Linked DNA regions of Mus musculus: regions 1 and 3 are each linked to region 2. The links are chromatin loops, found by intact Hi-C in ENCODE. Cell type or tissue: left cerebral cortex. All regions are shown on one strand.

The links. A loop is a pair of places that touch in the nucleus more often than their neighbours do. Peaks named below come from ENCODE experiments on the same cell type or tissue, not always from the same donor. Only the 100,000 strongest peaks of a DNase experiment are listed, where the experiment ranks them.
Region 1: it touches region 2 in a loop (4-fold over the local background); 4 of 42 quality-filtered maps call a loop at or near these places.
Region 3: it touches region 2 in a loop (2.0-fold over the local background); 2 of 42 quality-filtered maps call a loop at or near these places.

The regions. Positions count from the first base shown.
Region 1 is chr8:109,182,778-109,190,777 of GRCm38, forward strand. The region is part of intron 5 of D030068K23Rik (RIKEN cDNA D030068K23 gene); the gene reads left to right. The region is part of intron 1 of 4922502B01Rik (RIKEN cDNA 4922502B01 gene); the gene reads right to left. Among named protein-coding and RNA genes, the nearest start is that of 4922502B01Rik, 63 kb to the right of the region's middle. In left cerebral cortex, a CTCF peak has its summit at 3,317 (motif pointing left); a DNase peak (open chromatin) is centred at 3,315; H3K4me3 peaks cover 369 bases.
Region 2 is chr8:108,711,019-108,719,018 of GRCm38, forward strand. Zfhx3 (zinc finger homeobox 3) reads left to right here and starts at 3,626. Exons shown (of 10, transcript NM_007496.2): 1 at 3,626-4,312. In left cerebral cortex, a CTCF peak has its summit at 3,728; DNase peaks (open chromatin) are centred at 2,995, 3,712, 4,292, 5,907 and 1 more place; H3K4me3 peaks cover 1,498 bases; H3K27ac peaks cover 937 bases.
Region 3 is chr8:109,463,392-109,471,391 of GRCm38, forward strand. It overlaps Gm39246 (a long non-coding RNA gene), which reads right to left. Exons shown (of 2, transcript XR_879182.3): 2 at 4,469-4,760. It also overlaps a transcript of Pmfbp1 not described here. Among named protein-coding and RNA genes, the nearest start is that of Gm35145, 6.2 kb to the left of the region's middle. In left cerebral cortex, a CTCF peak has its summit at 4,343; DNase peaks (open chromatin) are centred at 507, 728, 1,358, 1,836 and 3 more places; H3K4me3 peaks cover 508 bases; H3K27ac peaks cover 1,853 bases.

The DNA.
Region 1 (8,000 bases), 470 kb after region 2:
TTTCATTTCATTACTTTAATTCTATAAGGTTATTTTCACAGGCTTATATTTAAAATTATACAGCTTGGAGAACTTTTTATTGAATTATTTTTTAACTTAAAATATAATTACATCATTCCCCTTGTCTTTCCTTGCTCCAACCATTCCCTTATACCCCTCTTGTTCTCTCTCAAATACATGCTCTCTATGTGTGTTTATGTGTATATATACATATACATCATATACATACACATACATATACATATATATGCCTATACATCCCTAAATATACAAATACAACCTGCTCAGTCCCCATAGTGTTACTTGTACGTACATGATTTCAGAGATGGCCACACAGTGTTGGATCACTGATCTGTGGTTTCTCCAGTTCTCATCATCCCTTAGTTAACTGCAGTCCTTTGACTAGACTGAGGCCTAATGAGATTTCTCCTTCTCTTGGTCGTGTCTATCGACGTTGTCCTTGTTCAGAGTTTGTTTAGGTATCCGTGCTGATGAGATTTCCTGGGTTTATCTTCTCTGGTATTCCTAATAGTAAAATCTCACAGCAAACTTATGGTAATCTGGCTCATGACTACCTTTTCTCTCATCTTTCCTGGTTCATCTTGATCAGGAGCCATCTTTCCTCTCATCTTTGCTGGTGTAGATGGATGGGTTGGGACTGGGCAGCCCGTGCTCACTTGCTCTCTGCATTTTATGTAGTTGTGACTTTCTGCAGTCATGTCTGACTGTTGCAAGGAAATGCTTCTTTGATGAGAGATGAGACTAAGATATGCATAAAAGGATAGAGATTTAGGATGTAGTTATTGATTATGCTGATTTATATCCTCTGAGTTATATCCTTGGCCATATATTTATATGGCTTATATATGTGGCTATATTTAAGTGGTGGGTTTTAGGTTCTCCTCGCAGATTAGTGACTTTATCAGCCTTGGGGAGCTGGCTAGGTCTCCAGTACCAGGCGTGGGTTTCTTCATGTTGAGAGGATCTTAAGTCCAATTTGACAGCTGTTGGTTATCACCAAGTTGTGTGTGCCCCTATTGCAAATTGTGCCATGGCGGTCATTGTTTTAGTTTGGAGCCATAGAGCAGGGTAGGGCTATCAGTTGCTTGGAAGCCTGTGTGGAGCCTTCTGATACCACGAGAACTAGTTCTCAGGGACTTTAAAAAAGTAAAATATGCCGGGCGTGATGGCACACGCCTTTAATCCCAGCACTCGGGAGGCAGAGACAGGCAGATTTCTGAGTTCGAGGCCAGCCTGGTCTACAAAGTGAATTCCAGGACAGCCAAAGCTATACAGAGAAACCCTGTCTCAAAAAACCAAATAAATAAATAAATACATAAAAAAGTAAAATATACTATTATAATTGTATGTTCTAAAGGGAAATCTATTTTATGATTCAAAGAATAGAACACAAGCCTCATTCCAGGAAAATAAGTGTTGACATTACATTAATTGATGGTTTGGCATCCTCTAACACTTTGGAAGTAGGATTTTCATAATAGACATCTGAAAACAACAATTCTTATTCAGTAAGAATTTCCTTTTTGGAGATTGGTAGACCCAAAAGAAAGAGAAAAAGTAGAAGTCTTTAACCCATTCGAGAAACTTGAACTCAAGGATGCTGGGTAAGGATGGCTGGGGAGGAGTACCAAGCAGATTTGAATCTGTAAGAAATCAAGGATGAAGGTAGCAGAGAACAGGAATGAGGTGTGCCGTGCAGCACTCAAGTAGGTGACCGACCGTAAGAACCTGGGTGCTCATCTGGGAGGACGGACTGCCGAAGCCGGATTCCGGCGGGCATTTTAGGGCCGTGTTAAGGTGAGAAGAAGAAAGTAGTTCTTCGTGCCCTGCAACTATCTAATAATACGCTGCCATAGCTGTCTTCTAATTGTAGGAGGTGCTTTATTGGAAATCTCAAGTTTGAACTCCTCAGACTCTGTCCGTCTCCTATCCCTCTAGGGCCAGCTCAGCCCTTCATCCTGTCAGAGCGCATAAAACAGAACAGCTTACAATTTGCTATGAAGGGGTCTTCGGGATGAAGCATCTTAATGTCTGGAAAGATTAGACGGGATCTTCATGCTTAAAGACTCCCATGAAACATTTCAAATCACACGGATGTGTCTCGGTGCCCTTTGCCAAAATTAATAGATTTAGGCTGTGGAGTTAGAAGAAGGCTAAGTATCCATACCCACCTATCATCCAATAACATTTACTATTTTTAAATCTTCTTATAGCTCCTGTACTCTTAAACTGAGAATATATTAAGTCAGAAAGGCTACCTATTTTAGACTCCTGTAAGTTAACACATAGGGGCAATTTCGATGTATAGTGACATTCTAGAAATAAATATCACACACAATGACCTAGAGACTACACCATGTTGATCGCATGCGGCTGTTTTTACTTGCTTGCTTGTTTGTAATTTTGACTATTTATCAGTCTGAGGTTGACCCGCCTTTCTGGTTTCAAATAGCTATTCCAAGAGCCCTGATAAAGAATGGCACAGAGGGACCATGGCGTAATAAACCACCAAGTGAGCTACTTTGAATTCCTCTCATGTTCTGAGAACGAGAATGTCTTAAGCTTTGATAGAACAGGGCAATTTTATATTTTCCGTCTGACTACTTTAAAAGGTTCATTGTCTTTTAATTAAACTACGGTGGGGGGGGGGCTGCTGGGGGAGAGAGCAGAGATTAAAAGCTGTCGTGCTGTAAACGGGGTGGCTTTTAGCAACTAGTAGATGAGTGAAGCCACCACCTCAAGCAAGATGAACTACAGCAACAAGTTCTGTGCCTCGAAGCTTCTCCTTGTCTGACTGTAGCAGTAATTTGGAGTTAATTTGTGTGGCTTCCGCAGTAAAAAAAAAAAAAAAAGACTGTGTTCTATGTCGTCTGACTCTTCCTAGCATGGCTTCGCAGCTGTTAGGTCCCCTTTGTATGGTCCAGCACCGAACCACCACCACAGGTGAAAGCCAGGTGAGCAGGTTAGATGGGCATCTTGGACCAGGCTTAGTGTTCACCACGTGTTGTTTACTCTCCACAAAATGCCTGCGTGGATCAGCCTCTGCCTCCATTCTCCCACTTCCTGCCTTCACCAACAAACGGAGGGCCACTCTCCTCTGGGCAAGTCACACTGTTAGGTTGGGCGAATGTCTGGGTTTCTCTGGGAGTTTTATTGCCTGGCACATTGTCTTGTTTTCCTTTGTCTGCGTGAACACTTTTTTTCCCCTTCTTTGTGTCTGTTTTTCTCCCTTTGCCTCCTACTCCCCACTTGTCCCCAAATCCTTGAAGCCAATGAGGCTGTGGTGACACCTTCTGGGCAGTGCTGGGAGTGAATTACAGCCAGGAGTGAGCTTCCTGGTGGTGGTAGCTCACCCACATACAGTGAATAATAGGATGTATGGTTTGCTTCATCAAAGAAACTGATACAACATCCTACTTGTTCTTGGGATTTCTAGCACTGCTAAGTACCAAATGCCGTAAGTTTCTTGCAAACAAGCACAGATTTGCAGTTAGTGAAATAAAAAAAAATAAATAAATTGACAACCAAGGCCCTACCTGCTTACTTTCCTAGTGGTGGTTCTGAGTCAGGCTTGAAAATGAATGTCAACAAAATAAAGGAAAGCAATTACGTGGGACTAGAATATCAACACCAGACGCTGCTGCACGTGTTTTTGCAAGGATGTGTGTGTGCATGTATGTGGTGAGACACGGCAGTATCCCGTTACATGCCAGTGCCTTCTAGCAGTAAGGACGTGTCCCATGAACAGTCCTGGTGAAGGCAGTGACATCCATCTCAGCTGCCCACTGCCTGGCCGTGTAGGATACAGGTCGCCTGGTGCTGTTTCTGTGCACCCATGTCTCTCAGCAGGTTTCACAGACAGGCTATGGATCTACTCTGTACAGCCTCAACTGGAGTCTTTTTTTTTTTTTTTTCTGAACAGACTCCATCATTCCCACCTCTCCTTCCATGCTGATTTAATTGTTATATTTAACATTTTTAAATGGTTTCTTTTTTTTTTTTTTCATACTGTATGGAAATGATACAAGCTTACAGGTACCAATTTCTCTCTCTCTCTCTCTCTCTCTCTCTCTCTCTCTCTCTCTCTCTCTTCCTTTCCTCCCCCTCCCTTCCTCCTCTCTTTCTTTCCTTTTCCCCTTTTCTTATTTTTTTTTCTATCACTACTGACTTACACTTGGACCCTGAAGAGACTCAAAGGTACAGCTTCTAGGAAAAAAAAAAATCACATGGCAGCTCTAGCAAAGTTGATGTTACTATCTCATCAGGAGAATATTAAAAGAGCCTATGGAGTCTGTTGAATAATCTCTGCCCTCCTCATAACTCTCTGTCATCATCACTGACTGAATAGCAAATACAGAGGTAACAGACAACAAAGGTACACCGGGCAGCCATTGCAGCTGTGAAGCTGCCCGTCTTTGCAGTAACTGCACACCTTAGGACGCCGTCACTAGGACACTGAGCCCAGGACACTAAGCCTGGCTGTTGTGGGTGACTGGAGCAGTTGCATCTGCAACCTTTAAAGGACCACCACATGCCTCATCTTCACTTTCTACGCCGTTCTTCAGTGAAATATTGCTTATTGGGTGTATAATATAAGCATTTATGTGTGGTACAGAACCCGATATTTTTTACAAGTCCTAAATAATCAAATCAAAGCCTAGCCACATTACTTTCCAATTCTGATTTGCAAACAGTGGTAGTCCGCTTGAGGGCGGGGGGAGGACAATAATGAAAATGGGGGTGAGGCTTTCCTGAAATTAAAAGAAAGCTGGAAATACCGAGGGTGTGAATAAGTAACAAAGTGTCGTGTGGTAACTGTCGCGTGGTAACTGCGGGGATGATGGTTTTATTTGAAGTGGGGGGCGGGGGGAGGGAGAACCAGAAGGAGGCAAAAACACAATTTGGTCTAAAATTGAATTTCTCTGATAAGGCATTTCAGAAGCGGCTTGTCTTATTCACTCAGCAGCAAAATAATCATATGCGCTTTAATAATCTTTATTTTACAGGAGTGTGTTGCCAGGGTAACAGAGTGTAAGCAGGGGAACAGCACCTTCCAGATCACAAAGGCAAATCTGTGGAAAGAAATTTCTCTCCGTTCCTCTCTCCCTTACCACTGTAATAAAGACTCTGTTTTTTTTCTGCACTATTTAATAATTGCCCATAAACATCCTCTTCTCCTTTCCCATTTCCATATCTGCTAAAACATGGACAATGGCTTAAGTCTGGAACTGCCAAGCTCAGTGGGCTAAGCAAAAAGACAGATGTGGTATCTTTAGCATTTTTATATAATTATTTTTTATTACTATTTTACCCCGTCTCCATTCCTTCCCTCTGACTGTATTCTTATTTCCTTCTCTCTTTAACCAGCCCGATGGTAGTATACCAAGGAAAGGGGGCTCGAGGTGGGAGTCTATATTCGGCTACATTAATCAAAATTTATTAGCCAAGCTTGCCTGCATGGAGATTTGAAGGAAGCAAGGAGTGCAGCTGAAGAGGATAAATTGAATTATTGCAAATGGAGTGACAAGCATTCAGACCTAAAGCTACAGAAACAATCATTTCTTTATACTCATGAACATAGAGGGTGGGTAAGGGGGAGAAGGAGATAAGTAGATTGGGGTGGGGGGGGGGGAGACAGAGAGACAGAAAGAGAAAGAAACAAAGAGACAGAGAGAGAATCCGAGACAGAGTGCGTCATCAGGGTCATTCAGTTTTTCATGGGCCCTGCTTCTGGGAGATCAGCAGATTTGAAATGAACAAAGTGAGAGATCCCAATGCCTTGGCAGCAGAAGAGATGCTCAAAACTGGCAATGAGAATGTACCAACTGGTCATTTGATAAGGTTCAATTCATGACAGACTGTGTATTTTCAGTAATTACCCCTAATTGTTTTAGCCAGGGCTCTAGCCTTTGAGGGTAAATTTCGTGGGGTCAGGGCACGTCTCGAGATTAGATAGAAAAATACTCCAAAGAGTCTGTGTTCACATGACTGTTGAAGGTGTGACTGTAGTGAAGAATTTTCAGGTTAAGGACATGTAGGTTGCTTAACACCACTGGTAACAGGATTCAACCTGTTTGTGGTAGCAGAGGCCTTAAGACAAAGGACTTCGAGGTGAGAGATGAAGACACACTCTGGTGCGTGGGAAACCAAACCAAAACAAACCATAAAGGACCGAGAGAGTGGACCATAAGCAAAGGGCCGTTTTTTAGGGAGTTTTCGCCTTGCAAATTCTCCTTGTCATCCCTGTAAAGGGAAGAAACGGGTGCATTTCAAGGCCATCACTTGAATGACCCAGATAGGACCTACTCTCCGAATGCCTGAGCTATCCAAAGAGCATACACCTAGCTAGCTGGCCAGCCGCTTTGAAGGTGAAATGCCAGTGAGCAGGAGATTTCCTTCTTAGTGTTGGTTGGAACAAGTGTTGCACTGTGTACATCTTGAGTCAGAGATGGGCCGTGTGAATAAGAAATGAGATACAAAGTTGTCTTAGCTCCCATGGACTTCCTGGAGTGTTCTAGTGATAGTAACATCAAGTGAGCAGCCAGCCACGCTCTCCAGTACTACAACAGAGAGAAACAGTACCTCCACTTAATGAAAGGTCTGAAACCCAGATTCGGGAACACGCTACAAAAGCCAGCCCACTGCAAGAAGGACCTGGGACAGCAAAGTCCCTTGTAACTTTAGAACTCATTGGTTTTTGTACTATTCTAGACTAAGTATATCAGTATCTCCATACTTTGTTTAAAATAAACTAAAACATGATATTTGCCTTAAATTTTATGTACAGGCATGACAAGTCAGGGAAAGAATAGATTGTGTGTAAAATGATTTTTAAAACTATTTCAAAATTAGTTTTAAAATAGAAAAAAGATATATGCTTAAAGTAAAAAAAAATTCTGTATTCCCACTTAAAGTCATTCAACTTCCATAACACGTAGATTTTAATAGACAGAGAAACGATGGTTAGAGACGACCTGCACACATCGGAAAAAGAAATGGGATTTCTCACACTGGGCACATTTCTTTGGATCCCTTATTTGTTTTCTCTGTCCACTCTGCTCATGCCATCCATACGAGTTCATGTGAAGGTACTATAAAGCCACACAGAACTTGAATTGCTTGGGAAGGTTTGAACAGGTTTCCTTTTTCATCCCTGTGATGGTACCTCTTCCCCCTCCCTCACACCTCCCCAATCCACCTACAGATCTCCTTGCTTTAGGACATGGCGACTTTGTTTCCTTTCCTCAGACTTCCAGCATGGGTGTTGAAATCAAGAGGCCTTAATCAGAAACGCCATCATGTATTGCAAAGCACATGAAAGCTAATGGTAGTATTTGTACAATGATCAAATTAACTTCTTAATGCAGTTTTTAAAAATACAGTGAGGCATTGTATGATAATGTTATGTTTCTAAAGGCTAACATGCCAGTCTTTCATGACTTTTAAATATATAAAAAGAACTTCTTAAACATTTTTCAAATCTATATTTTATAATTTTTGCTTTTTTTTTTTCTTCTGGGAATACTCTGAAGTTTGGCAGGGCCATCTTGGACTATAGCTATTCTCCTACCTTATAAAAATGTCTCCACCATGTTGGGCTCCCTCAGACTGTTCACAAATGAATAATAAGGAAGAAAGGGTAAAGAGTGAAAGCTAGCCAGGATGATGGCACAGGCCTGTACTCCCACAACATGGGAGGTAGAGGCAAGGGGATTACAAGTTCAAAATCAACCTGGTCTTCAGTGGACTCCCAGGCCAGCCAGGACTACATTTCAAGGTCTGGGGGGAAAGGAAGATCTCAAAGGAAAATTGTTATGATAATAGCTACAAAATAATAATAATAATAATAATAATAATAATAATAATAATATATTAGAAAATGTATTAATATCTCTACCAACTAACCTTTGTAGTAAGTATAATTCTGTGCTTGTATAAAACATACACAAATATAAAAATAACAGAACCTACTGGGGATC
Region 2 (8,000 bases):
TGGGGGACGGCCCAGGAACAAGATGGGAAGTTCACCCCCCCCCCCCCCCGCCCAAACAAAGCACCACGCTCTCTCTCCTGCAGCATGCAGACCTTGACTGTGATGCTGTCTTTAAGCATCTGTCTGCCTTGTCATTAAAATCCTCAATTTCAAGGTTTAGAAACACAAATGTAAAAATCCCCCTGGGTATAAAAGTCTTGCATGGCAACTTCTCTTTGCCCTTTCAGGAAATAAAAACAAAATATATATGTATTTGTTTCCAAAAAAGAAAAAGGAAGAGAGAGCTTGATGACCTATTTGCCTAACATGTAAGGCTCATTTAAGACAGTCTCTGTGGTTTTTGCTTCCTTGAGACCTGGGCTTTGCCACTCAGAAATATTTTGGGGGAAAACTCTTTTTGAATCACAGGTTTAAAAGAAGACTCATCTGGGCCTCTGTGGTGTGTCTGATTGACAGGGTTAGGGGCAGACTGAGTTGGGAAAGGCAGGTGGATAAACCAGATGCCTTCCACTAGGATCGGGTAAAAATTCATCTGTGGAATTAGCACCACAGCGATCCACGAAGGCCTTGAGGTTCTTGTCAGAGATGCGAAACAAAACATTTGTGCCGAGGTCCCCAGTGCCCCAGCCTTCAGTGGCTGAGCTGCCTGGAGGTGGATCTGTATACTAGACCTGATCCAGGGGGCCTGGGCCCCCAGCAGATGCCTAGCCTCTAAATAAAACTACCTTGTATTGGTGGGATGAGCTCAGGCCATAGAGCAAAATTCAGTTCTGAATGTATTTATTGGCAGGGAGAAGGAGGGCATGTCTGTGTATGTCTGTGCCCCCCACCCCATCCGAGGTTTTAGCCTCCAGAGGATTTAAGCACAAAGTTTTAAAATCAGTATAATAAAACCAGAATGATCTGGAAGAATGACATACATCTACCTAGCCCCAGTGGTGCTCTGAAGAGGGGCTGGCATGCTGACATCCTCTGGATCTTCACTCAGGGATCATACTTTTAGCTTTTGGGACTTGAGAAGACACAGCACTGGGGGTGGGGGTGGGGGAGCGAGTCTGGGGGTGGGGAAGCAGGTTTGGCTGGGTTGGAGAGGTGTCATTTATCAGCCAGCTAAGCGTTCAAGCGTTCGTGGGCAGACCTCTGGCTCGGAGAATGGGTAAGGGGAGGAGAAGAGAAGGGGCTAGCATTCCCTGGTTTATTTTTAAATATTTATCCTTTGGCTGTCAGTGAGGCTTTCTAGCCGAGCGAGCGAGCGAGCGAGTGAGGGAGCTGAGGCCAGGGAAGGAAAGGGCGGTGAGAAACCCGTGAAGGGGCCTGCCTTTTCTGGCGGTGGCTCTATTTTGTCCTTGCGTCCTGGGTGCTGCCCCAGAATATCAGGCTGTCAGTGCTGGGCAGGCCTGGGTTTAACATCAGACAGCTGCCCTGTCCTGAGTCTGGGGACAGAATTGGCAACGTGGATTTCGGAGAAATTGACGGTTTCATTATGTGAGCGTGGGCCTTGTGAATTCCCTCTTGTTTTGGTTGGATGGAAATGAGTTACCCCCGAGGCAGGAGCACCCCAGCTTTTTTTTTTTTTCACAGTCCATCCTGTTCACGACGGTCTCCAGGCTGTAGGTTACCTGCCTGTGGCTCTCCAAGTTAAATTTTTGTCTAAACAAAGACAGGCTTGAGTAGGCCTCGTCATGCATGTAGTTATTGCAGGGTTGAGATAAAGAAAGGGGATCAGGGTCATTCTTTTTTCTGCTTGTCAGGCTTCTGAGGTGTAGAAGGCCTGACCCAGGGCCTGGGACAGAGGCAGGATCAAGGCAGAGGCCCTCTACTGCCACCCCCTCCTCAGGATCTCTCATTACTTTAGATCCTGTCTTGTGGGGTGTTTTTTTTTCCCTTTCTAGCTTTCATTTTGTCAAAATGTGTATCCCATGCCCCCACCTATACTCACCTCCTTACAAGATTCTGAGGCTGTCCCGTGAATAAAACTCATGAGGAAGCTGCAAAATTCAGTTTTCCAGGAGTGGAAAGCAGTTTCCTGTTGGCTTTGCATCTTCAGCCTGTAGCTTCCAGGTGAGGGCTGAGGGTCTGGAATCTCTGTTTTCCCAAAGAGATTTCTGGAGGGGGGGGTCATCTTCTGAGAGGAGATTCTCCCCCCCCCCACCTTGCCTATCTCCTCGTCTTTATGCATTATTCATTGCCACTTTTTCAATTAAATTATTAATTGGTTTTCTTTAAGGTGTTCCTGACTCGTGTGGCTAACATAAATAACAGTGTGTTTTGAAAACACCACCTGTTCTTGAGCCCGAGGTCAGGCAGCCTGAAGCAGGTCTATGGAGGCCATACTCTGGCTCAAAAACCCATCCTCCCCCAACCCCCCCAGACCTGCTCTCCCCCTTCCCCAAGTTTGACTAAATTTGGCCTCTGCCCTCCTTTGTCCCTAATCAGACATGATTCCCCAGAGGCAGCTCTTTTCTCCCAAGGTCCTAGCTTGGGGTGGGGGAAGGGAGACGGCGATTGCAATCTTTTTTTTTTTTCTTGTGCTAAAATATAGACAGGGTAACAGACTGCGCCCAACAGGTTAGGTATTTACATCGATTTGAAACCGAATTCTATTGTACCAAAATGCTTCCTACATTGGGGCCCTGTAGTTTTCACCAAGCAAGCCTCCCCCTTTCCTCCCTGTTAGTGTGTGTTTAATGCAAATACGATTCCATACATTCTGCTCTTCGCCGGGTGAGCTTATTATATTTCTAACACTTGCATGGTTCATTATTGTGCAGTAGGAAAAGACTCGCGGCTGCCGGGGGCAGCCTGGGTGGCTGGTTTTCAGAAAGAGAAAAAGCAGGTGTCTTTCTATGCTGGGAATGAAGACTAGATTTAGGAGGAGGGTGGAATTCTGTCTGAGAGGACTGGAGCCTTCCGGTGAGATTTCAAGGGGGCCTGCCTTTGCATAACAGAACGCCAAAGGTGAACCTTGGGAGACCTAGAAGTGCCCAGCTGTCGCTGTGACCAGCCGAGGTAGCCCCGTTGGGTTTGATCCTGGTGGTAGAATCGTCTTGAGCCGGGCCACCTTTCTTGCCCTGTCTGAAATGCTCTGTGGCTCCTAAGGGCAGTCTCCTGATCCTGACAGCGGGTGGTTCCAGGCTGCTTGGCCTTTTCTAGTCGTTTCTTGCTCTCCTCTTCTCCCCCTCTCCTTAGAAACTGTCCTTAAACTCTCAATGGAGAGTGAGTGAGTAGGGGATGTTTTCGTAAGTTTCTGCAGCTGAAAAACAGAAGTGCTCTGTGAAGCAGTTAATAGGATGGGTGTGTGTTTCAAATAAATTCCTGTCCACATTGGCTAAAGTCCCCATGTTAGAGTGGCCTGGCTCTGACGTGGACAGGGCCCAGAGACTGATGGATCAGGGTTCGGAGGCCCCGACTGCTTGTTCTTCTCTTTTGGGGGAGAGACTGGGGGTGGCCGAAGGCGCGTCCGTTTCTTCCAGGCCGGCCTTTGACTTTTGATGAGCGGTGCGGTCAGTGCCTCGCGGGGACGCGGCTTTGTTCCTGCCGGGCCGGTTCCTGGGTTGGTGCAGGCCAGGGCAGCCAAGGCTCCTGTCCCCAGGCGAGTGCGGCCCAGGCCGCCTCCAAGGCTGGTGCTGGGAGCCCGGGCCCGGCAGCTCCGGCCCTGCTCCTGTGTGTTTGTGCGTCTATGTCCCCAGGTCCCCGCAGGCGCGCGGGCGCGGCCACCGCGAGCAGCCCGGCCTGCGCCCAGCGCGACTGTAGATGTCAGGCTTTGCCCGGGGAGCCGAGAGGCTGCGGGGCTGTGAGTTTCAAATTAACCTTCCGCTTTGTTGCTGTGTAATGTGGATCCCCGAAGGCCCCCCGCCCCGCCCGCCCCCCTTCCTCGGGCGGTGCGCGCTGCAAACTGCGAGTTGAGCTTCATTTACATAAAGCGATTCCGGGCGGGCGGGCGGGCGAGCGGGCGGCGCAGGAGGAGGAGAGAGGCGGGCAGGCCGGGACGGGGACCGGGACGCAGCGCCGCGCCCCGTGGGTGAATCCCCGCCGCGCCTGGGGGACCTCCCTCCCCGGGGCAGCCCGCAGATCGCCAGCCCCGGGCCGCCACCATGCGCGCCCCGCCCCTGCCGCCAGGCCCCTCGCTCCTAGCCTGCGCCACCGCCGAGCCCGGGGGGCAGCGGGAGGTGGGGAGAATGCCGCCTGGGGTGGGTAAGTTCGGGGCTCCGCTGCCACTGGAATCTCCCGTTGTCGCGCTGCCCGGCGTGGTGGCCCCCGGACCTCCGAGTGCCTCCTTCCTCCTGAGGTGTACGGAGGCTTTGTGTGCCAGGTGAGTGCAGCCTCCCTCCCCCGCCGCGCCGCTCGCAGCCGGCCTAGCGCTGGAGGCAGGTGCTGCGAGTGAGTCTTGGCTGAACTTCCCATTCTCTTGGGGCGTGTGGGGGAAGGGCAGGCTTGGATGCACTTGAACTCCTAGACTCCAGGAGGAACCTACCTGGGGAGAGAGTGGCTTAGAGTCTGCTGGGCACCAGAGTACGTTCTTCCTCCTATCTCCTCTTGCTTTTCCTTCCCGACCTCCTCCTCCTCCTCCTCCTCCTGCTTTTGGGTTAGTTCCTACCTTGTTAATACTTGGGGGTACTGGTGCCATTGAGAACTTTGGATTCTTTGGTCTAAAACACACCTTCAGCTGCCGGGGGGGGGGGCGGTTATGAAGGAAAGAGAGAGAGAGAGTGAGAGTGTGTTAGAAGTCGCTGGTCAGTTTGCAGCAATGTGAAGAATGTGCCTGTTTGGGGAGTAATTAAAGAGAGAATCAGGGCAGAGCTGGCGGGACCTATGGAGATCATCTTGGCCTGGCTGCTCTCTAATTTCGGTTTGTTCTTCTGCCAGAACCGGTACAGCATTTATTTTGGGGGGCGGGAAGTACGAAGGAAAGGTAAGATTTTTTTTTTAAACTCCATTTAAAGAGGAGAGATATCCAAGTTAGGGTAGCAACAAGAAAAATAACAACAAAAAAACCAAAAACAAAACCAAAACAAAATCCAACTCAAAGTCATTTTGTAGGCTTAGAGAGAAACAAGCTTTCTGGATAACAGCCTTTTCTGTCCTGTGCGTACCTATGTAATGATGATGGTGATGGGAAATCTTACCCTCAGGGGAGAGCCCACAGCCCACATGGCACACTCAAAGGGAGTTTCAGCAGCCAGCCTTAGTGGTGGTACCCAGTGTGCTAAACTGGTTTAAAGGTGACCGGAGAGCAGGTGAGTCCAGGAGGGCACCCCACCCCCCACCCTCCACCCCTTGCATTTTCTCATTTATCAGCCTCTGAAGACTCTCTTGGAGCCACTGATATATAAACCCCAGAGCATATAGGCTTCCCATCTGGAAGGCAGGGAAGGCCAGGGCCTGCTTGGTGTACGGCATCAAGACACAGCAAGGAAACCAGACTTAAGCCTGGGAGAGAGATGGTGAGGAAGTTACACGTCATCTTCATCTCACTTCATTTCGTGCTTTGAGATCTTTGGTGACGAGTCACTAAGTAAATAAGAGTCTAATTTGAAGCTCACCCATAGCTGGGGGTAACTGTTTCTTTGCCATCAGGCAGCAGGTGCCCAGTTTGTAGAGTTGGCCCCTAGAGTCCCCTCATTCCTAAATTCAGGAGGTGTCAAACCTTCATGTTCTTTTAATGGCTGTGGTTTCTGGATAGGTTTCAAGGGAAACCCTAAAAATCACGAGTTCCAGTGGGCTGGGCTGGAGTGCTGTGGCCCAGACTGCATTAAATAGGAAAGCATAGACCTTCGGAGGTAACCTGATCGAGAGAGAGAGGGAGGGAGAGAGAGAGAGAGAGAGAGAGAGGGAGAGAGAGAGAGAGACTGCAGTAGGGAGTTGGAAGCCTGGTTCTTGTTATCACAACATCCACTGGCAGCCTGGGATTCTAAATCCAGACGTGGAACACAGGGAACAGAGGTGGGCTGAGAGGAGTCTGGAGACAGATGCTCAGTCATAGAAAGATTCTGAAATGAGTGTGTGTGTGTGTGTGTGTGGGGGGGGGGTCATTGGAAAGACTGGATGCTTGCACACCTGTGTTTGTGTTTTGTAGTTCTGAGGGGTTCCTGAAGGCCGCCTTCCAGAATGTGTGCATGCCATGAAGGCCAAGAGCAACTTTCTCCACCCACCCCACCCCCTCCCTTTCTTTTCTAAATCACAGGACCAAAGAGCCTGCCTACATTTGATTTCTAGTATGGTCTTCAGAAGACCTGTTAAAGTGGCTCTCAAAACGGGCTGGGGGTCACACCGGGTCTTTTATTTAATTACACACAAGTGTTATTTAACAACATGGGGTCGGTGGCAGAAGCAAGCACTTGTACACTTTGAAAACAGTCCTTTTGGAATGGCCAGGAATTAAGTGCTTTGAAGACCTTCTGTCCTTATGATGTGGGTCAGGTACTCCCCCCCTCCACCCCCACCCCCTGTCACCTCACACTTTCTATGGGATGGAACTCTGGGTTCTCCAGTTCTGAAAACTGTTTGATTGACAAGGAACTGGCTGGCTCTCTGAGAACAACAGAAACAACAAGCTGCAGCCGCCAACCACCTGAAACCTTAATTTTGGTTTCTTTGCCCAGCGAATGCTAAGGGCGGGTGGAAAAGGGCCCAAAGAGAGCGGTGCTTGCAGGCGGCCTCCTGTTCGGCTTGTCCTGGCTGGACAGCAAAGTGCTTTCCTGCTGTTTTGAGGCTGGGTTTAACTGCTATGTAAACTCGGTGCCAATTGGACTTCCCAGTGTCAAGGAGCTAAAATAAGCGAGATTTCAGCCTTCACCATGAGGACTTAAAGTGATGGCCCCTGAATTTTGGGTGACCAAGAGGTGGTTGGCTCATTTGAATAAATCTGTGAACTTGAGTTTTGGTCACATGTGCTATTCAGGGAATATGTCTTTATTGTGTGTGTGTGTGTATGTGTGTGTCCTTTTAGTGTATTTTCTAGAGACTTGGTTTTGGAAGTGAGAGTGTGAGTGTTCAGGAATACTTGAGGGCCCCAAAACAAACTCTTACCTAGGAAGCTAGTTTTATCGGGGGAGTTGCAAAAGTTTCTTCGTCTTAAAAAGTAAATATTTAAGTGACTAAGCAGTCTTTCTCAAAAAAATGTGTGGAACTGCTGTTCCCACTTGTCTGCATAGTTCCCCTTGGGAGGGTTCCCAGCTTGCCTCCTGCTTAACCTAGGGCCCTGAGTCTATCCTGCAAGGAGGCCATGGGGTGTCTGGTCTGAGGAAGCTTGTATAAGCCCCGCCTCCTGGCTGGCCAGCACTGCACAGCACAGCAGAGCAAGAATAATGCACCTGATGCTCGCTGTAGCCACCTCGGGGAGTACAGTGCTGTGGTTTATGCTTTCATTTGTGATTAAAATGGTCGCTTGCTGTTAGGCTGGCCTATTTCTGTAATGTTTGGGCCTGTTGGCCTACTCTGGTTCCCAACGCTGTTGTAATTAACCAGTACGGGGAGGGAGGTGTGTGTGAAGCCGTCCCAACACAACAGGAGGGCAGATTCCATTATCGGGAACTTCTTGGGGTTGTCCACATGCCTTGGTGGTGAATCTGGCTATAATGGTTATTGTTAGAAGTCGCAGCCTAGCCTTGCTGCTGCCGTGGCTCTCCAGTCCTTTCTCCCTGACTTAAAGAACTGTGGTCAAGGAACTGGGCAGCCCAGTTTTTAATGGAATGCAAGCTAGGGGATTCCTTTGTAGAGCTTGGCGCAGTAAGGTCTAAAGGTACTGGTTCTGTCTCGAGCACAGTGTCCTGCACCGGGAAGACACTGAAACAGAACCAGACCCACAGGAGCTAAGGTTTCCTCGTACTGTCCCGAAGTAGAGATGTGGGCAGAAATCTTGGGTCATTGGCAAGCTGTTTTCAGAATCCAGATTAGGGAGCAAAACTATCCAATCAACAACTGTCAGATTTGTTTTCTGTATGATTTAAAGTTGGCTGCCAGGCTGCTCTCTCTGACCATGTGGGAAATGGTGATCAGAT
Region 3 (8,000 bases), 750 kb after region 2:
TATGTAGAGCCAGAACCCCTGACAGCCACCTATCCTAATTCCACAGGGCCATTATGCCTCCCCTGGGCTTGCATCACATTCCCTGTCCCACCACAGTGTTAGAACAATGGTCAGGTACTGGCTGAGAAAGGCATTTGCAATGATGTCTTCCTCAGCCATTTAGAGACACCCACCCACTAATGCAAGCCACCACAGAAACTACCTTTTTTTTTCCTCCCCCCCCCCAAAAAAAAAAAGATATCCAATAATTTCCCTATTTTTAAGGTTCCTTTTGCGTGACCTTCAACATGGACTCTCTGAGAGCTGGACTCTACCTAGACTCCATTTAGTTATTCCAGCAGGTTTTACATCTTTTTTAAAGTAGCATCCATAAAAGAGGAAGGTCACTGGAGGGCTAGGGCCATGCAAAGACTGTCAGCTAGGAGGACTCCGCCTCCTGCCTCTGAACACAGACAGACTGCTGACAACACCTGAACCAAGGGGCCAGAGGTGACCTTGGGCTGGAAACAAAGGACTAAACCCGGAAGAACGATTTCCCCCGTCCCTGCAGCAAGACGGGCAACTCACCCTAGGCTGCCCAAGAGCACGGAAAACAAAGGCTCATTTGGCATCTCTGATACCATCTTTGGAAGTGAATAAGACAAATAGCTTAAAAGGGGAGGAGGGATCGATGACACGGCTAACTTGAGACTGTCCGTATGAGACACTCTGATTTATCAGCCTTCATGGAAGCTGATAAGCTCTCGAAATGAGTGTTCTGTGATAGGCGGCTGTACCTCCTGGGCGTCTGGGCTGCTCCCCTGGTTGGGGGGCCGGGAGGGAGGTGACTGTGATGGAGACTGAAAACTCACCCTTTGATTCCATTATTCACTGACCCCATGGGCTTTGCCTCATTATGATGGGGCTGTTAATTGTGCTATTCCAAAGCACAGTCAAAAGCTGACAGAAATTGTATTTCACAACAGGTTTAGGGGAAAGGGGTGGGGGTGGGGTGGGGCGACTATTGCTGTCTTTTTTTTTTTTATTGGTATTATTATAAAGGCTGTGTTTCTTGCATTAGCAGCCAGAGTCAGAGAAAACCGCACGGCCACGTGGGAAGGAGAAGGGCAGTTCTCCCCAGGGCAGGGGGATGTGCGGGATCCAGCAGGCAGAGGGAAGCTATTATTGCAGATAAGAATAAGAAAATGGAGCTGTAAAGTGGGCGAGTAGCCGGGTTGAATATTGGTGTTGAACAGCGTCTGAGCGCCGGCTGGCACTGCCTGAGTAAGATTAAAATCTGCAGGGAAATTTTGTTCCTTGGCACTGGCAGAAATTAGGAATAAATTCAATTGCATTCTGCACAATAGCTGGAAGCGATTGAGGTTAAGTGGCCTCGCTCTCTGATGTGTTAGTATTACTGAGCGCTCTCCGCTCACGTGACTCTGCTCTTGGAACAGGTCGCCATGGCAACTGATGATTTCTATTACAGTACATTCAAGTTCACATTCTAGGCCTGTCATACACTTGGAAATTTCCAGTTAAAATATTTATTTATGAAAAAGGCAAAAGAAAAAAAAAAGAAATGAAATGAAGGAAGAGAAGGAAAAGAAAGGAAAAGCCCCCGTCAGACTCTTGCAAGGGTGGAAAACAAGTCACCTCTGATGCAGAATGATTCGTCTGTAAACAAGGAGAGAGTGTTCTATTTTCTCTTAGCTATTGCCACCAAACAAAACATTTCCCATGGGGGGATGGGCCAACTTTGTTGGGGAGAGGGGCAAGTTAGCATCATACCTACCTAGGTCTGGTGTGCAGGTGTGTGTGTTGTGGAGCCGAGGCAGAGCGACCAAGGCAGTCTGGAAAAGCCACAGCTCTGAGTTTCCACCCCACTCTCAGAGACACATGGTTCTGATTTCTGCTGCCCACTAAGCCTCTGCACTTCATCTTACTCAATGCTCAGCAGCAAAAGAGCTGCTGTCACCTCTCAGCCATAACCACGAGGCAGAGAGATTTCTTGTCATGGGTCAATTCTGTGGGGGTCCCCAAAGGTCCTCAAAGCTGACCCCAATAGAGGAGGAGGCAGCCTGGGGCGTAACATGGAAGACTGCTCTCTCATGGAAGCCATAACCCTGCTCCATAATGATGCTTTCTGTGACTTGTACTTCCACTGGGCACTTCCAAAAAGACCCCGGGGACAGCCCTTGCCCATCCCTACCCGTCTACTAACCTAGGAAGGGTTATACATGTCCACTGGCTTGCCCCTGGAAAAAGGCAAGCTAAGGGTTAAACTAAACCTTTCCTGGGAGAGAAGTCATTATTTCCTGGCCAAGAATTATGCAGGGATGGCTTGCTAACAAGGCCTCCTAGCTTTGTGTATGTTTTCCCCTTAGTCAGGCATATTAAATATGTTAATAAAAGATTCCCCAAAGCTTTCTCTATCAGAAGCTTCCAGGTGGCTGCAGTGACCCTGGGTGCCCAATTACCTGGTGAGGTCACCCCATGACTCACAGATGGAGCTCTCTCTCTCAATCTCTCTCTCTCTCTCTCTCTCTCTCTCTCAAAATCTCCACACTCTCTTTTTGCTCGTGGCTTCTGCTAAGCCTGGTTACAATCGCATGCAGCTCTGTGGCCAGAACCCATTATGTAAAGCAAGGCAGTGTCTCCTGCCCTTGCCTAGCTGTGAGAGCCATAGGCTACTACTAGTGTAAAATATGGATCGCTAGTGTGTCTCAGACCAGCAGAGTCAGAATCTCCAGGTGATTCTGCATCCTTAAAACCAACTAAATTTGGCAAGTGCTGCCCGTAGACCATCGAGCAGGCTAGTGATACTATGGCTGTCTGTGGGTATGTGTGTGCACGGACACATACCTACGCAAGTGTCCAGGTGTGCCAAAGAACAATGGCAGGCATCTCAGTTGGTCTCCAAACAGTTTTGGTTTTTTGGTTTTTTGGTTTTTGTTTTTGTTTTTGTTTTGAGATAGAATCTCTCTAGGAAACTGGAGCTCACCTATCTAGATAGACTGGCTGGGTAGCAGGCTCCCAGGACCATGCTGTCTGTCTCTGCCTCCCTGGTGTTGGAATTACAGACACATACCACCGTGCCTGATGTTTACAGAGATGCTGTGGAGTCAAGCATGGGCTTTCATACTTGCGCAGCAAATACTTTACTGATTGAGCCACTGCCCCAACCCAAAGCTTTCTTTAAAAAGGAATTATACTGACATCCTAATGTCTCCCTGTGAGATACTGAGCCAGAAGTCTTATGGGGAACTCCGACCTGCTATTCATGAAGAATAGGGGCAAGACAAACTAGAACAGTAGTTTTAAAGAATGTAAAGATTGGGCTAGTAGCTATAGAGATTCCTTAATGGAAGCATGAATGAATTTGGCCCGGCTAATACGAACACATTTTCTATACCACCAAGGAGTTATTTCCTGTATAAGAAAAGAAATTCTTCTTAAAGCACAGATCCATCAATGTGTCGATGCAGCTGCTCTAAGCAGAGTGTGTGCATGGATGGCTGTCACCGATGGGCATGAGGTGAAGTGTAAGGTTAAAGTTTTAGTCCCACTCAGCAGCTTTCCTATGAGGAATTGCAAGACAGGTGTTATGCTTGCAGATTGCTGACTGCAAGTGCAAAGTAAGGCGGCAGCATCAAAGATGCCAGCACTGAAGCCAGAAGCCTGGCCAGGGACCTTCCTGTTCTGTATTCAGCAGAGATGATGGGAAGCTCAGCAGATGAGCAGTCCAGGTACCCTGTGCTCTGTCTCCGTGTTCTCTTACACAAGCGATGCTTGAACATGCTTCTTCTTGGGGGAGTCTAGACAGAGCCTGCGGTGTCAATATCCCTTGTGTTGATCTTTCTCCCATATCCAGAAGCAAAGGGTAAAGATACTGTTGAACTTTCAATGTTCTGTCCATCCAGAAGTATGGGGTGAGTGATAAACACTTGCAGAGTCTGTTTCTGAGTCAATCCAAGGGTTTTCAAAAATTCTTTCTCCTGTGCTTTCTCCCCAGTCTTTCTCTTTCCTTCTGTCTGTCTGTCTGTCTGTATCTGTATCTGTCTGTCTGTCTGTCTGTCTGTCTGTCTCTCTCTCTCTCTCTCTCTCTCTCTCTCTCTCTCTCTCTCACACACACACACACACACACACACACACACATCCACGAGCTCTAAGGGAGAGGTGGAGACTGATTTAGTATGGTCTTCTAGAGGCCTGAATCCCCTTATCTGGAGATGAGTAGAATTCTGGAATGGAGTACAGACTTGACATCCATACCCAGCCAGAGAAAGGTAGAACCCCCCAGCCGCCGGCTCTGACCAAGCGTAGCCCCACTGCAGCCTTTCTGTGGGGCTGCAGCATCACCTAGTGATGCTCCGGTTTAAGTACAAGCTCTCTTCCTGGGAACTGTCCAATTTCATCAAACTGTAGTAAGATGAATTAGACACATTAATGAATGAGGGTAATGGTAAACATAATCCCAAACTGGAGGTGACCCCTAATTCCATTTTTATTTAGTCTGGAGTTGCCTACACAGCATTTGAGTTCTCCGTAAAGCAACGCGAACTCTCACACGGCCGAGTTTGTGCCAGGCAGGACAGACGGGACGGGGGAGGTAGAAGAGGGCTAACAAGGTTAAAGGGAGACTCAGCTCTATCAGCTCAGGTGCTTCAGGAAGCAGGATGCTGGAATGACATCTGAAGGGTGACATCTGAAGCAAGAGGCAGAGGTCCGAGGAATGGGACAGCGGGAAGAGCCTTCATTCTGTTACACGGGCCCAGCATCTGTAAAAGGAGAGGGGGGCGCTTCAACTGCAGCACATTACAACAGGGAAACATGGTACAGCGCTCTCCCACAGAGGCACCTTGTACTGCCAGAATGAGCCCTGGTACCACCGGTGTATGGACCCATCTTCCGCGGCAGCTCTGAAGATGCTCCCAGCCAGGGGGGGTCACTCTCAGCCGGAGGGGCGGGGCGGGGAGTTGTCAGCTAACTGCAGCTCTGTGGCAGGTGCTCTCCTCACACCTGGAGAGCATGCCTTCATGGCTGCTGCAGATGGTAGGGCAGCTGTCCTAAGGTCCCCAATGTCTATACGCTGTCAACAGGAAACCAGTGGGTTGATGCATCTAAACTTGCTCCCTCAGTCACAGACTAAGAGGAACTCAAGTTGTGATCTGTACTCCCTGGCATCACCCTCGGACAGGAGGCCTTGTGCCTTTCACTGGCCTGTTCCCAGCCCAGAAAACTAGGTTTAAGGTCAACAGTCTGGACCACTATTTCACTTAATGGTAGAGGATCCATTTGGGTGTAAGAGAGTCCATATCCTGCCCCAGGCATGAGCAATGATTTGCCTGGATCCCATGTCCCTCCTGCCTGAAAGCGATCTTTGATGCTGTTGACCAGGAGATGCGCTGTCCAGGTGAATGCCCTGATCTCTGTATTGGAAACATGAAGGAACTCGCACCAACTCTGGGGTTTTTAGAAATCCAATTTGGGCGGAATTAAGAAGCCCAGAAAGCACGCCAGGCAAGGGCACAAAGTTTTCTAGTCACAGTTAAGCCACAAAGCCCAGGATGTCTTGAATGAAAAATGCAAGGAGCGGCTTGACAAAGGATGCTGGAAAGATCTGAAGGTGGAAGAAAGCCCGCCACAGAAATAAAGGATGAGGGGGGGTGGGGAAGAGGGTAGAGTGAATGCAGGCTTTTCTAAGGCTCATCGAGGAAAGAAAGAAAGAAAAGAGCAGAAGAGGAAGCCAAATAAATGAGTTAATGCCACTAAGAAGGTTAGAGGCAAGGCCTGGACTGGGGAGGCGGAGCATTAGCCGGACTAATAAATAAAAGGGGGAGAGAAATTAATGGAGACTGAGTGGCAGAGAGACTGCACTGCTCTTTTAAATTAGTCTTTAACAAGAAAAAATAAAGGACAGGAGCATAGATAATTAGGAAGTAATGAAGACCTTTAAATATAGATGTTGAAACAAAACCAGGTAAGGGAATACTTAAAAACCCGGCACGATATGTAAAACAGCAGGCCAGACAATGCACGCTCCCCAGCCTTGAGGGAATCGCTTAATGAACTTGCAGAACTACCGGCCATTATTTTTCAAGGGCTCCAAGAGACCTCGGACTATAAAATGAAAATATTTGGCTAGCTTTTTACCAAATAAAAGAGAGGCCTTGGTAATTACTATACCTGACACCATATACTCTCTCCCACTCGGGGACATTAGAATGACACGCGGAATTAAAAATATTGAACCACCTGGCAGCATGGGGGGGGGGTAGCAGTTAGTGTGTGATGGTGAGAGGCTCTGTGCTCTTTGAGTACAACCAGGGGTGACACAGATGTTTGGCTTTGCATTCAACAGAAGGCTTTGGGGGTTTTGCGGTGTCTGTGTATAATTCTTTGTCTTTTTTTTTAAGGCTAATGTAAAATCAGTTCCCATCCCCAGAGAGCATAACAAAGGGTTAAAAAAAGTCTTCATAATAGCTATCAATCTATGATATTTTCCCCAAAGATAGAGGAATAATAGAATATAGGCAATGTCAAAACTCTTCAAGTGCTCTCTCTAACAACAGTGTTCTCATTAGCGCATATTAATTATGCAAATTAGCGGGTCTCACGGTGACATTTTCATGCACACGTGTAATACGTGTTTATCTTATCACCTGCTCACTATCCTCTCTAGCTTTTCACCCTGAATTAGTCCCCACCCTCTTCCTAAATTGTTCACTTCGCTTTGATGACTTGTTTAAAAATCTAGACCTGGCACATGCAAGAAAATGCTCAATATCTGTCTTTCCAGGTCTGGCTTATTTCCGTTAATGTGATAAACTCATCCCAACTTACTTCTGAAAGCATGATTTTATTCTCCTTTACAGCTGAATGGTACTCTAGAATACACACACACACACACACACACACACACACACACACACACATATATATATACATATATATATATATATATATATATATATATATATATATATACTATACATTGTCTTTATCAATTCATCCATCGATGGTTGCTCTGTCAGCTGACTAGCGTGAATCATGCTTCAGTAGCCATGAAGGAACAGGTATTGCTGGCTGGTTTGTCTGGGTGTACACCCAGAAGTGGTATATCCAATCTTTTTAACCTTAGCAAATAGGGTCTAACAAGTTATTCTTCATGTTATTAAACAAATCATCATCTAAAACTTGGCCGCTGCTTATAGATCTAAAGCATGAACATCCAGAAGTTATTTTATAAAACTCAGATGGTCCTAAAATAGGGTGGCCTGTGTCCGTACTATAGAATCGGCTTCCTCCACTCCTGTAGCACTCACACCCTCTTGCATCTGTAATTGCGTAATGGCTTAACCAAAGGCTTTTGAAGCTGTGGGTTATTTCTCCTGGAGTAACTTGCTCATTGCTGTGTCTGAGAAGTTCTGCTGTTAGCATCCTTAAACAGACATCACTGTGCACCAGTTCTCTTCTTCCCTCAGAATGGAACCCCACCGGGAGGAAATGGCTGGCTGTCGATGTCTTCTTTTTTTTTTTTTTTTTTTTTTTTTTTTGGACTTTTGTCCTATACTAACAAATTACTTCTGAGAAGGAATGCAATTAAGACAATAAATAAAAGCGCGCACACCAAGTGAATTCAACAGTAACACTTTTAACTTTTAAGGGATGACTTTAGATCACGACGTGGAAGGAAACAGCTGAGGATGTTTGTCGACTTTCTAGGCTGGCCTTTTAAAAAGCTGGAGGGGAAAAAGGAGCGAGGGAGAGAAGGGGGGAGAGAGAGAGATTTCTCTTTTCTCTTAGGGACCTATGTAGATATGCAACACAAGGGTATATTTTTGCATGTGTGTATGTATAAGGTGTGTGTGTATGTGTGTTCACACATGTGCTCCCTAGTGTGTGTGCATAAGAACACATATACTATGTGTGGAGGCCCAAAGTTGACGGTGGATATCTTTCTCAAGACCTCTCTACCTTACCCTCTGGGGCAGGGTCTCTTGTGAACCTGGAGCTCT